Linked DNA regions of Homo sapiens: region 2 is linked to region 1. Evidence: chromatin contacts called from ENCODE Hi-C data. All regions are on one chromosome and are shown on one strand. The core of a region is the stretch at or near the end of the contact, and the rest is flanking DNA. Distances in the headings are between cores, read along the strand shown.

Region 1 (6,531 bases), core at 753-3,252:
TATTTTTGAGACAATCTTGCTCTGATGCCCAGGCTGGGGTGCAGTGGCACGATCCTGGTTCATTGCAACCTCTGCCTCCCTGGTTCCAGTGATTCTCATGCCTCAGCCTCCTGAGTAGCTGGGATTACAGGCATGCGCTACCACGCTGGGTTAATTTTTTGTATTTTTAGTAGAGATGGGGTTTCACTATATTGGCCAGGCTTTTCTCCAACTCCTGGCCTCAAATGATCCTCCCGCCTTGGCCTCCCAAATTGCTGGGATTACCGGCATGAACCATTGTGCCTGGCCCTAAAATATACTCTTAGATTTGGGTTTCTAACAACTTGAAGATCAATGGACAATATAACAATTTCCAGAACTGTAATAAAAAAGTGGGTTCATGAAACTATTAATCAAGATCAGGCAGAACAAGAATTAATTACGTGAGTTTAACTAATGAAGACAATGTTTTTATGATATTATTTCAAATGTTGTTGGTTCTTTACTCAAATAGTTTTTTCCAGATTTAAGAAAATCTTGTCTTTTAAGCTATTTATAATTTACAGCAATTTGATAGAGTATACTTGTGTAAAAAAAGATAAAAACTTTTTTTCTCTTTACTTGATTCCTCCATAATTAGAAAACCATTTGTGAGTCTTCTTATGGTAATATGGTCATTTCAATAAGTCTAATAAAAATCTGCTCTCTCTGTATAGCAGAATACAATTGGAAACTGGTTATATTACCAAGGCTTTGACTGAAAGGTCATTTTTAAAAATATTGAGGCCGGACGCGGTGGCTCACGCCAGCAATCCCAGCACTTTGGGGGACTGAGGTGGGTGGATCGTTTGAACCCAGGAGTTCGAGAGCAACCTGGACATGGCGAAACTCCATCTCTACAAAAAATACAAAAATTAGCCAGGTGTGGTGGTCTGTGCCTGTAGTCCCAGCTTACTAGGAAGGCTAAGGTGGGAGAATCGTTTGAGCCCGGGAGGCTGAGGCTTCAGTGCTTCAGTGAGCAGTGATCCTGTCACTGCACTCCAGTCTAGGCGACCCTGTCAGGGAGACCCAGTCTCAGTTAAAAAAAAAAAAAAAACCCAAAACCCAAAAAACTAAAACTAGAATGGTATTTTCTACTGGGAATGTGGATTTGTGGATTGATGGTGAAATACTGGAAATTTAAAGCCTACACTAGAATCCATTGAAAAAAGCAAACAAGAAAAACTTCAAGGTTGGCTACATTGAATTTGAATGTAAAGATTAAAAAAAAATAAGTAAAAAACAAAAGAAGACATAGATCCAATCCCATATACCAGGAAATGCACTCTAAGGTATATACGGAAAATATATTTAACACATGTGTATCAGGACGCAGGCACAAGTAACTTCAAAGCAGCGCTGTTTCAAATAGTAAAAAAAGGAAAAACTGGAAACTGTTCAAAAGCTTCATCATCTCGATGATCTTGGTCTTCCGCCTCGCCTTCTTCTCCAAGGTGAATATGTACTGGGCCAGCACCACCCCCGCCACCAGGGCGCACACGCTGGCGCTCGCTACCGCGACCACCCTCGCCACGGTCGCGCGGTGCATGGACGGGGCCCTCATGAGTGTCCCGGCAGGAAAAAAACACCGCGATTGGGACTCTCAGAAGCGCAGGATCCCAGAGCACCATGGACAAGCCAGTGACGCCCCGCCCCCACTAGGCCCCACCCACACGCACCGAGGGGAGAGGGCGGTCACGCGGCCGGGGGGGCGTGGCCTGCCCCCGGAGCCCAGGCAGGAGGAGGGTCTTCCTTAAGGAACTGCTGCCAGGACAGGGCAGAGGATTGCAGTAATTATCACTCTCTGCTAATGAGGACCAGGCCGTGGTTCACTCGAGCCCCGCCCCAGTAGCAATCTAATTCCAACCGCGGCCCTCTCAGAAGTCGGTCCCCGCCTTTGCGCCTCAGCCTCTCTGGACTCCAGCCCCCAGAAGTCGGCGCGGCACGGCGTGACCTGCGCAGTGGCGTCCGTTGTAAGTGCTATGACAACAGGGCGAAGATGGCTCAGAGTTAGGCTGGAGAGGGGAGGTGTCCCTTCCGCTGCGGCCGTCGGGTTTCTGCTACATCCCATTCACCGCCTCCTCCATCCTTTCCTCCTCGGTGTGAGCAGCAGGACTTGCATTTGTTCTCGCCTGCCTAGTGTCTTCCAAGGGATAGATGCCGTTTCCTCTGCTGGTCTCTGGGGGTGACGGGGGGCGCAGGGGAGCTTCTTGGGGGAATCACTCCAACTCTGTGGAGCTGGTGGTGCTGCCTGGTGGGGCTCTCTCTTTGCCCGGGACGTGGAACAACTTTCAGCTGGAGGACGAGAGGGAATAGTGAAGCTAAAGGTTGCTTTTCTCTGCACCGTCCGTTCTTGCTCCCTCTGCTCCATCACTGGGACCTTGTCAGGCGTTCATAAAGCAAAATTTGCCGAACGAGGGTTCGCAGAAAGGTGGGGCAGAGCTCATCTGACGTGGCATCAGGTAAGATGGTATGTCTGTTGTTAAACTTCGGGTACATGAATACCCTTTCCATGTTTTATTTTGTGAACAAGATTCTCTAATGCAGTATAATGGTTTGGAGTCTGTAAGGTGATTGATTTCTTAGATGTTTGCACTGAAATAAACAAACACTAGGAGCACAAAGTGTATGAGATTCTGTGAGTACTTTTGAGAAAAAAGGGATGAGAATTTTTAAGGATTCCATTGAGGAATGTCACTTGGAGCATGAGCATCCTCCTGAGACACTTCAACAGGTCTGTGAGTAAATGGGCAAAGCAGTTCCCAGCCTACGACTGAAGTAGGATGCATGTACTAATACCCCCAATCCTTCTAGTAATAGGATTATTGTTTCTCCTCTTGTTACTTGGAGACCACAACAGTTTAGATGAGCTGCGCTGATTTTATCAGCACCTCCTGCCAGTCAAATCCTGCCTTTGACTTCAATTTCCTGGAGAAATGTATTTTTTTGGGTATCTCACTTTTACTTTAAAAATGAAACCGTATCTTACAGGTATACACATCTTACATGTCCTCATTGATAAACAACTTGAAAGATGCTGCAGGATAAGCTATGGGTCTTAAGTTGGCCAGCATTCAGAGAAAGATTTTCTAACTTATTAGCATTTTATAAAGAAAACAATTACTGAGATTTTTTTCATGAATATACGGAAGAATTAAAAAAAAAACTAGAAAACCCAGAAGTTTTTAAAGAAGAATTTTAAAAAACTTTATTTTGAAAATAAGTTACAAGTTATTTGTCAGAGTTTAAGGGATTTTTCCTTGTGTGTAATTGTCGTGGTTAAATTACAACTATACACTTATATTTATGGTACAACTTCTTGATAGAAATGCTCACTGAAGGGAAAAAATCCAACAGCAATAGTATATATAGTAATTTTAAAACTTTTACACCTTTTGAGGGATGTAGTAAGTCTTACGCTTTAGAATACTTTGAAATATTTTTGAAAATTATTAAAATACATGAAATTATTATAAAACATCCCTGCTGGTTAATAACATTTCCATTAGTGATTACTATCAGTCTTTGTGAGTCCCATTTAAAATTTCGGTCCAGAGGGTGAGTTTGGCATTCGTAATTGTGTCTTGCACAGAACACACTACCACCGTCTCTTTCAACTACCACTACTACCACTGTCTCTCCTACTAGCACTGTTTCTACTGTTGGGTTATTACTGACATCTATTGAGTACTTGCTATGGGTTGAGCCATTTTATCCTCCTCCACCCTAGAACAATTGAGATACTAGAGGATAAGGGACTTGTTTAAGATCATGTAGTGTAACGTGGTCAGAAAGTGCACCCAGAGCTGTCCTACTCCAAATTTTGTGTTATTTTGCCCTTTGAGTCTTTTGTTGAAAATTCCAACAGTGAGCCCTTGTATTATTGCCTTCAAAAGCAGTATACTTCTTTTGAACACTACATGCATTTGTCATCTTTCTTTGACTGGAAGACCTGATTTCTACTTTCTTAAATTTGGTGTGACACTGGCATAACCTGGAGAAAGCAAAGCTCTGAAAATGAACAACAGCTGCAAGGTCTGTTTCCAGAACTGACCTTCAAACCTGTATGTTTTTTCCACAGCATTCTTTGGGGTTATTGTTTTCACAGCTGATCATATTGTAGGACTAGGTCAATGAGGTGTTCAAGACCAGCCTGGGCAACATAGTGAGACCTCGTCTTTGCCGAGCATGGCAGAAAAAATAAAAATTATTAAAACTTTTTAAAATATTAAAAAAAGAACAATAGCAAATTAAATTCAGAAGGTCAGCAAAAAAAGGTCAGCCACCTCTTAAATGAAACCTAAATCTGAGTAAACTTGTTGTAGAAAAAAAAGTATTCAAAACAAAAAAGTGTCAAGTGAAGAGTATAGAAGAGAATTTCTGGAGTTTAGGGGATAAGGAGATTATCTCCCATTTATTATTCTAATAAGGCATTAGAAACTAATCTGTTATGCCTGTTTATAGGACTGCACCTGTTACAACCTTCAAATTATTGTCTTCTAATCATCCTTTAACAATTTAATCAAATTTATGACATACTTGCCTGTAGTTTGAACTTGTAGTGTTTAGAATTAGTGTGAATAGAGCTATTGCTTTTATAGTCTACATGGAGGGGCGTGTGCATAGGCCGTTTGTTTAGGGTTCTGGAGTAGACAGTCTGGGTTTAGGTACCGCACATCACTTAACTAGTGAGACCACTGGCACGGATTTCTTAACTTCTCTGTATTCAAGGATACCTGAATAATAGTATCTACAATTTACTTTGTAGTTTTGTTATGAATATCAAAATAGAATGCTTGCAAAGCATTTAGAATCCTGACTGGCTTTAGTAAATGATTAGTAGATACTTTCCTTTAAGGCGAAGTCATTAAAAACCTGGTTTTTATTTTCCAATTACTTAAAGACAAATCAGTGAGCAACTGGAAATCAACACTGAATGAAAAGGGGATAAAATGCAAACCTCGGTTCCTTATTCAAGACAGTTAACTAAACTGAATTAAAAAAACATTGTATACATATTTTATTTTTTGTTATTTAAAACACTTTTTGTTTATTTTGTAACCCAAAAGCCAGGTTTCATGACCAAAAAATGTTTTATTACTATTGTTCCTTACCATCTTTCCTAACCTGTCAGTACCAGACCTCCCACACCTACCTGCTTATCTTAATATCTCAATGTCAAGGCCTATATCTTTCCTAGATTGGAATACAGATTAGCATTTTATTTGTGTCTCAATTTATGGCTAATTTTTCATTTTCTTGATGACTTGGGATGTCTTCCAGGAGAAAGGGCAGAATTTATTTTGCTGACCTTCTGAATTTAATTTGCTATTGTTCTTTTTTTAATATTTAAAAAAGTTGTAATAATTTTTATTTTTTCTGCCATGCTTGGCAAAGATGAGGTCTCACTATGTTGCGCAGGCTGGTCCTGAACTCCTTAGCTCAAGTGATCAATCCGCCTTGGCCTCCCAAAGTGCTGGGATTACAGGTGTGTGCCACCACACCTGGCCTAATGGTAAATGTGGCCAAAATACAGGAGTGTTCTGCTTTAAAAAAAAATGAAAGTTTATGGGGAATTTGAAGCATAACCAAAAGCATGAAGAATAACAAAATGAACCCCCATGTATCCATCATCATTTGTTATCTTTAAAAAAAAACAGCTTTGTTGAAATACAATTCAAATACCATACAATTCACCCATTTAACACATAAAATTCAGTTCCTTTTTTGTATATTCACAGATACATGTAACCATTACCACAGCCAAGTTTGGAATATTTTTATCAACTCAAAAAGAAACCTCGCATCCCTTAGCTATAACTCTCCTTCTCTCTTCCTTCTCCCCTACCCCCAGACCTAAGCAACTAAGAATCTACTTTCTGTCTTTATGAATTTGCCTATCCTGGATATTTTATATAAACAGAATCATATAATAGGTGGCCTTTTGTTACTGGCTTCTTTAACTTAGCATGTTTTTAAGAGCCAGATATGTCTGATTCTAAAACCTATATGCTTTTATTTATTTATGTTGTAACATATATCAGTATTTTGTTCTTTTCTTTTTTATGGCCAAATAATATTCCACTGTATGGATGCTTCCTTTTGTTTATATATTCATCAGCTGATGGACATTTGGGTTGTTTCCAAATTTTAGATATTATGAATAATGCTACTATAAACATTTATGTGTAAGTTTTTTTGTATGCACATATGTTTTCATTGCCCTTGGATAGATACTTCAGTGTCAGATTGCTGGGTCATATGGTAATTCTGTGTTTAAGTGTTAGAGGAACTTCTAGATTCCTTTCCAAAGTGGTTGCATCGTTTTGCATTCTCACTAGCAGTATATGAGGGCTCTGATTTCTTTACATCCTCACCAATGCTTATTACTATCTGACTTCGATTCTGTCATAGTAGGTGTGAAGTCATATCTCATAGTTTTGATTTGTGTTTCCCTAATGACTAATTATGCTGAGCATTTTTTTTTTGAAACGGAGTTTTGCTCTTGTTCCC
Region 2 (6,309 bases), core at 1,385-3,884, 7.9 Mb before region 1:
AAGAATTACTACATACAAAGCATTTGGTAGAGTGCTGACACACAGTAATCACTAGATAGGTGCAATTATTTTCATTGTAATTTTTTTTTTTAAACTTTTTTTCTAGGTTCAGGGGGACATATGCAGGTTCATTATACAGGTAAATTGCATGTTGCAGTGGTTCAGTGTACAAATTATTTTGTCACCCAGGTGATAAGCATAGTACCCAAGAGGTAGTTTTCTGATCCTCACCTTCCTCCCTCTCTCCACCCTCAAGTAGGCCTTGGTGTCTGTGGTTCCCTTCTTTGTCTCCATGTGTACTCAATGTTTAGCTCCCACTTATAAGTCAGAATAGGTGATATTTGGTTTTCTGTTCCCGTGTTAGTTTGCTTTAGAATAATGGCCTCCAGCTCCATCCACGTTGCTGCAAAGGACATGATCTCGTTTTTTTATGGCTGCATAGTATTCCATGGTGTATATGTACCATGTTTTCTTTATCCAGTCAACCACTGATGGTCATTTATGCTGATTCCATGTCTTTGCTATTGTGAATAGTGCTGTGATGAACATACTTGTGCATGTGTCTTTATGGTAGAACAACTTATATTCCTTTGATAGAACAACTTATAAGAACAACTTAGAATCCAATAATGGGATTGCTGGGTCAAATGGTAATTCTGTTTTGAGTTCTTTGAGAAATCACCAAACTGCTTTTCATAAATTAAATCATAATGTATAATTAATGTGTTACAGGGAATTTGGTGAAGCAAAAATTTACACAAGTATAAGCAGCAAATTCTGGGAGTATTTTTGGGCAGATGGTAGAAGGGCATGTTAGGGAACCAATACAGTACTATTTATAAAAGTCTTTGCTTACAACATATTAATTTCCCAATGAAGGAACGGACCATTCTAAGATTTTAGAATGTAGTGGATGAATTTGATGTGTGGCTTTTATAGTAGACAGCCACTTACTTCTCGAGTTCCTTACAGACACTTGAAGGTTCAGATAATTGCCACGTTTTGCCTTCCCTATTATATGATAAGCAGAAGAGCCCCGGCCCGGCGCAGTGGTCACGCCTGTAATCCCAGCACTTTGGGAGGCCGAGGTGGGTGGATCATTTGAGGTCAGGAGTTTGAGAACAGCCTGGCCAACATAGTGAAACCCTGTCTCTACTAAAAATGCAAAAATATTAGCTGGGCATGGTGGTGCATGCCTGTAATCCCAGCTACTCTGGAGGGTGAGGCAGGAGAATCACCTGAACCTGGGAGGCAGAGGTCCCAGTGAGCCGAGATCGCACCACTACACTCCAGCCTGGGCGACAGAGCGAGACACCGTCTCAAAAACAAACAAACAAACAAACAAACAAGAAACAGAAGAGCCCCAGAACAATAAATGTTTTTCCTCACATAATAAAATACACGAATACATTAAAACTGCTTTTTCTTGTTTGCTTTTTCTAGTTTTTGTTTTACCTGTCCTCTGAGGCAGTTGGGCGAGTAACCGTCTGGAGGGGGTTGTGCAATTCATTAGAGTAAAAGGTGTTGGACAGTATGTCAGCTCCTTCAAGCTCCCTGCAACAGTAGGGCCTGCCGTGAATGACTTCCATGCTTCTTGGCTAAAAAGGCACAACCTGGAAAAGAAAAGGAGGGCACATTTGGCTTGTCGAGTCAAGGCAGGCAGAAAACACATTTTACACTGCTAAATTGTTCAACCTGACGCTGCACAGACGTCACAGGCTTCCCTCTGCACTGAAAGCCGTCAAATCAGTAATAAATAGAGACCTAAATAAGTTCTATGGAAATAAATTTCAACTGAAACAAATCCACAAAGTGGACGGTGCCTCCAAGTAGTCACCAGAATGATCATCCAGTAGGTTCGTACCAGTCCGCTACTTTGTGGCCATCAACTGACATTCAATTCCTGCCTTAAATTTAACTATAACTATTCAAGAAAACTCACTTGACTTTTAGCCTGTGGTCTTTCCGAAAATTAGAGACTCTTCATTCAACAAAATAAGCGCTGTCCTAAAGCCTTCGGGGATTCTGGACAAGAATCCCTTTGCAGATGGTGGAGTCAGTAGTGCAGCACGAACGGGACCCTAAAGGGGATTCCCGGTTTCCAACTGCGTCGGGGAGAATCCCACCTCTCTCTCGGACTTGGGGGAAGGCCAGGAGCCGGCGTAGCTGGGACCAAGGGTGCCAGGGGTCGAGGCCGAGCCTCACGGGCTGTCACTGCCCTGCAAGCGGTGCCTCGGGGGTCTGGACATACCTGGGACATGAGCCTGGGGGCGCTGCGGGACCGCGCCTCCCCTCCCCTCCCCGCAGCTGGCGGCCTTCGCGGGCCGAGGAATTTTGAGGTCGTCCGCACCTACGGCCCGGTGGAGCTGGCAGGCAGGGGCGGGGGCGGGAGAAGGACGGCGGGCAGGCCGGGGTGGGGTGGGGCTGGGGGCGCTTGTGACGGTGGCCGTGACCGCGGCATTAGGTGATGCGTCCTTGAGGGGCTGGGGGCTTCCGGGCGGCGAGCGGGGCGCAGTAGGAGGCTCTTAGAGACCTCGGAGGAAACCAGCCCAGCGCTACGGGACTGGCAAGAATGCGAAGAGGAACCGAGAGTGAACGGAGTGCGAGGCGCCGGGTCGGAGGCGAGAGGGGCTCTTCCGCCTTGCGACCCCTGGCCCCGCCTCCCGGTCCCTTGCCCCGCCCCTCTCGGCTCACCGCCCTGCCTCCAGTCGGACCCCGCCTTGCCCCACCCGCGCCCCGCCCCCAGGCGCCCTCTAGCGGCGGCGGCGATGGCGATACCAGTTTCTTTTTCCAGGGCTACCAGGTCTGGAGCTGTCTCAGGGCCGGCCAGGGAGCTCTCTCATGTGGACTGGGCGGAGGAGGAAGAGCTCCGGTCCAGTGGAGTCCCTGGTGAGGTCGGAGCATCCGACCTGTCCTCCCTCCCCAGGTCACCTCGCAAAAATTGGGGACAGTGTGGCCAGATAGAGGGTGGAGTCTGCAGGATTCTGAAACTGCAGCCCCTGGCATGGCGCCCTAACAGAGTCTCTGCTCCTTCCCTGGTGGGTGCGGACATGGCAAAGTCCTTTACTTGCCTCGTCCCCAGGGCCTAGCCCCACCTTGATTACCTCAGTTTTCCCCAAAAGATACAAATGTGAGCCATGAATCTGCACCTACAGGGTCATGAGTTCCTGTGATGGCTGACAATAAGGGATGTCACCCCCCCCTCGCCACCTGCCACCCCATCAAGGAATGGGATGTGAGGAGGTTAGGTTGTGTGTATATGTGTGATATGGTTAGGCTTTGTGTCCCCACTCAAATCTCATCTTGAATTGTAATACCCATAATCCCCGCTTGTCAAAGGAGAGACCAGGTGGAAGTAATTGGATCATGGGGGCAGTTTCCCCCATGCTGTTCTCGTAATAGCGAGTGAATTCTCACGAGATCTGATGGTTTTATAAGAGGCTCTTCTCCCTTCTCCCAGCACTTTTCCTTCCTGCCCCCTTGTGGAGAAGGTAACTGCTTCTCCGTGGCCTTCTGCCATGATTGTAAGTTTCCTGAGGCCTCCGCAGCCATGTGAGATTGTGAGTCAACTAAACCTCCTTCGTTTATAAATTACCCAGTCTTGGGCAGTTCTTTACAGCATTGTGAGAAAAGACTAATACAGTGTGGGAGGCTAGAAATGAGCCTGCAGGAACCAGAAGGTGAGGGTGAGAATGACCACCTCTGAGAAGAAGGGCGTTGAAACTGTGTGCCAAAGAGTTAAAGAAAACAGTCATAGAAATTCTTGAGTTTACAGGATGGCAGATAAAAGAAACAAATTGCTGAAATGCTGAAATGCCTGGGCTTGTAGGTTAATAAAACTGGCTGAAATCCACTGGAACATATAAGGCCAACTAGAGTCTGCACAGATCCAGCTTGCTGACCTTACAGCTGAATTTCTACTGCCATGTTTCATACTAACTCCTCACTGAATTTGCACGTGGAACCCTTAGGTAGCATGAAGAAATAAGAGCACATGCGCAAGGACTTTCCAGACTTCCTCTTTCCTTCCACCAAGCACCTGCTAATCCCAGAATCCACACTCAAAACCATTTCTAATAAAATAATTGTCCTAAAGCCAGCACAGGGAGACAGATTTGAGCTGGACTTCCTATTTCTTTGTTGGTTGACATGCAATAAAAGTTTTTATTTTATCAAAAACCCAGTGTTATAGTATTGACTTCTAGTGCCTCGGGCAGCGAGCCTCCTTTGCTTGGTAACAGTATGATGGTGCCTTTGCTATTCTCTGCCTACTTTACAACTTTCTACTAACCAACCAGTGGGCATTCATTTTGTGCTGTGCCTTCTATGTGAGTGTTACCTGGAGTGGGGGAAGAAAGGTGTATTGAAGTAGGCACAGTGGTAATTTTGTAGTCTTGGTTTATTTCTTAGTTCCTGCACCTCTGCCGACCTTCCAGTAGTTACCACCCACTAAGCCTAGAGGAATAGATCCTGCTGGAGACAGAGTTGTGTATTAGGTGAAACTGGCTTTTATCTTTGACATCTTTATTTCCCCTCCAATTTCTGGTAGTTCATTGTAAGCTTTTGCCCCTTTTCTGCTCCTCTGTGTTCAGGATCTCCCATTAAATTCCTTGTCTCCCCAGCCCATTTCATGTCCCCAGTCTTCCAGTACTTTCTATACTTCACCTTTTTCTCATCCTCAACCTTAGTCCTATTTTCCCATGGCTTGATTCTTCCTGGGAGGAATAACTGAGCATGATAGATTTAATCAGAGGCATCTGATGAAGATGCATCACTAGCCATGTATGTACATGGATGGTAGTGACACCGGAGAAAGTGTGTCAACTCCAGGTTGAATGATCAGGATATGCCATGTGATAGCCTCCAGGTTCTAGGGGATTTGAAATTTTATTTTAGGTCAGATGAGTGTAAAAGGCAGATAAATGTAATTATTTTTATCTTTATCGTTTTTCAAATAAAATGTACCGGCAAGAAAAATTCATTGTCAGATCGTTGTAAAACAATTGTTTTCTTTGAAAATGCTTCTCCATCTGAAATTTTCAGGGATATCAGGATTGGGTCTATTTGTTTGACCAACACTCGTTACTCTTAGCTTTTGTGATTTAACTCACTCCATCTCAGCCAGGATGTGATCTCAACAACACAAAGTAGCCTCCTACCCAGGGATGCTCAAGTGACGAATTTCTTAGGTATAACATGGCCAGGGGGCCAGTAGCCTCAGATTGCCTTCTTTTGACTTCTCACATGTTGATCTTGTCACCACCTCATTTTGCTAGTAATCCTTCAAGCAGGGAAGATGAAATTTGGCAATGAAAATAATATATGCTTAGAATACTGTGGGTTGATGACAATTCCAAATCACAGTTAGACCTTTCACCTTCAGGTAAAGAATAAGTAGGAGGTAGATAATAACATAAAGCATGAATTACAGTCTATAACCTTTCTTTTAAGTCTGTTATAGAGACCAGTAAAATGAATGAAGAGACCAGGAACATGATTTTTTTTTTCTTTTTGAAACAGAGTCTCTGTTGCCCAGGCTGGAGTACAATGGTGTGATTTTGGCTCACTGCAACCTCCGCCTCCCCGGTTCAAACAATTCTCCTGCCTCAGCCTCCCAAGTAGTTGGGATTACGAGTGCTCGCCACCACGCCTGGCTAATTTTTTGTATTTTTAGTAGAGACGGGGTTTTGCCATATTGGCTAGGCTGGTCTCAGACTCCTGACCTTAGGTGATCCGTCTGCTTTGGCCTCCCAAAGTGCTGGGATTACAGGCGTGAGTCATGCACCCGGCCCAGTGAATATTTTTTACATGAAAAAACAATTTGGAGTCTGGTGCCTTGCTTAGAAGATGTGTTGGAAAGTGTCTCAGTAACGTTAAAATATGCATCTTTAAAAATTGAAAAACTTAAAGCCTTGTTGATTTCAGTATATGTATCTTCTTAGTAGGATGACAATTAAAAGTATGTATATTCTGCTGACTTTAAACTACAAATGAGTTAAATTACACTTTAATACTTTTTTGGTACTAAATAATTTAACCTAAGTTCAGTACTTTAAATTCTTCTCAAAACATATTTTCTTTCTTTCATAGTTGTTTATTATAAAAACGCAATCAGCTTTTTTGTGGGTGTCATTTCAATTTTTTTCTTGAAGAGGGTTATTTTTAAAGAGCATTGTAATCTCAACAGTCTTTATGGTTGTAGTCATGTCAACTATGATCAATTGAATAAGCCTAGAAATGTAATGTGCAGCACAAGGATTATAATATTCATAATATTGTATTGCATACTAAAATTTTTCTAAGAATGTA

What was found. Hi-C counts contacts between places; a loop is a spot of excess contacts on that map. Pooled maps may share reads with other maps.
Region 2: a loop to region 1 is called in a pooled map, with 7 times the contacts of the local background. The contact joins the promoter of SPMIP4 here to the promoter of BBS9 in region 1. A Hi-C loop is called at or near these places in 3 of 50 pooled maps.

Annotation. Positions count from the first base shown.
Region 1 is chr7:33,127,562-33,134,092 of GRCh38, forward strand. BBS9 (Bardet-Biedl syndrome 9) reads left to right here and starts at 2,003. Exons shown (of 23, transcript NM_198428.3): 1 at 2,003-2,480. RefSeq lists enhancers at 1,416-1,465, 1,956-2,065 and a silencer at 1,606-1,905.
Region 2 is chr7:25,177,720-25,184,028 of GRCh38, forward strand. It overlaps SPMIP4 (sperm microtubule inner protein 4), which reads right to left and starts at 2,635. Exons shown (of 10, transcript NM_138811.4): 1 at 1,943-2,635; 2 at 1,456-1,613. The coding sequence starts at 1,589. The region is part of intron 1 of LOC124901603 (a long non-coding RNA gene); the gene reads left to right. RefSeq lists silencers at 2,141-2,420, 2,481-2,870.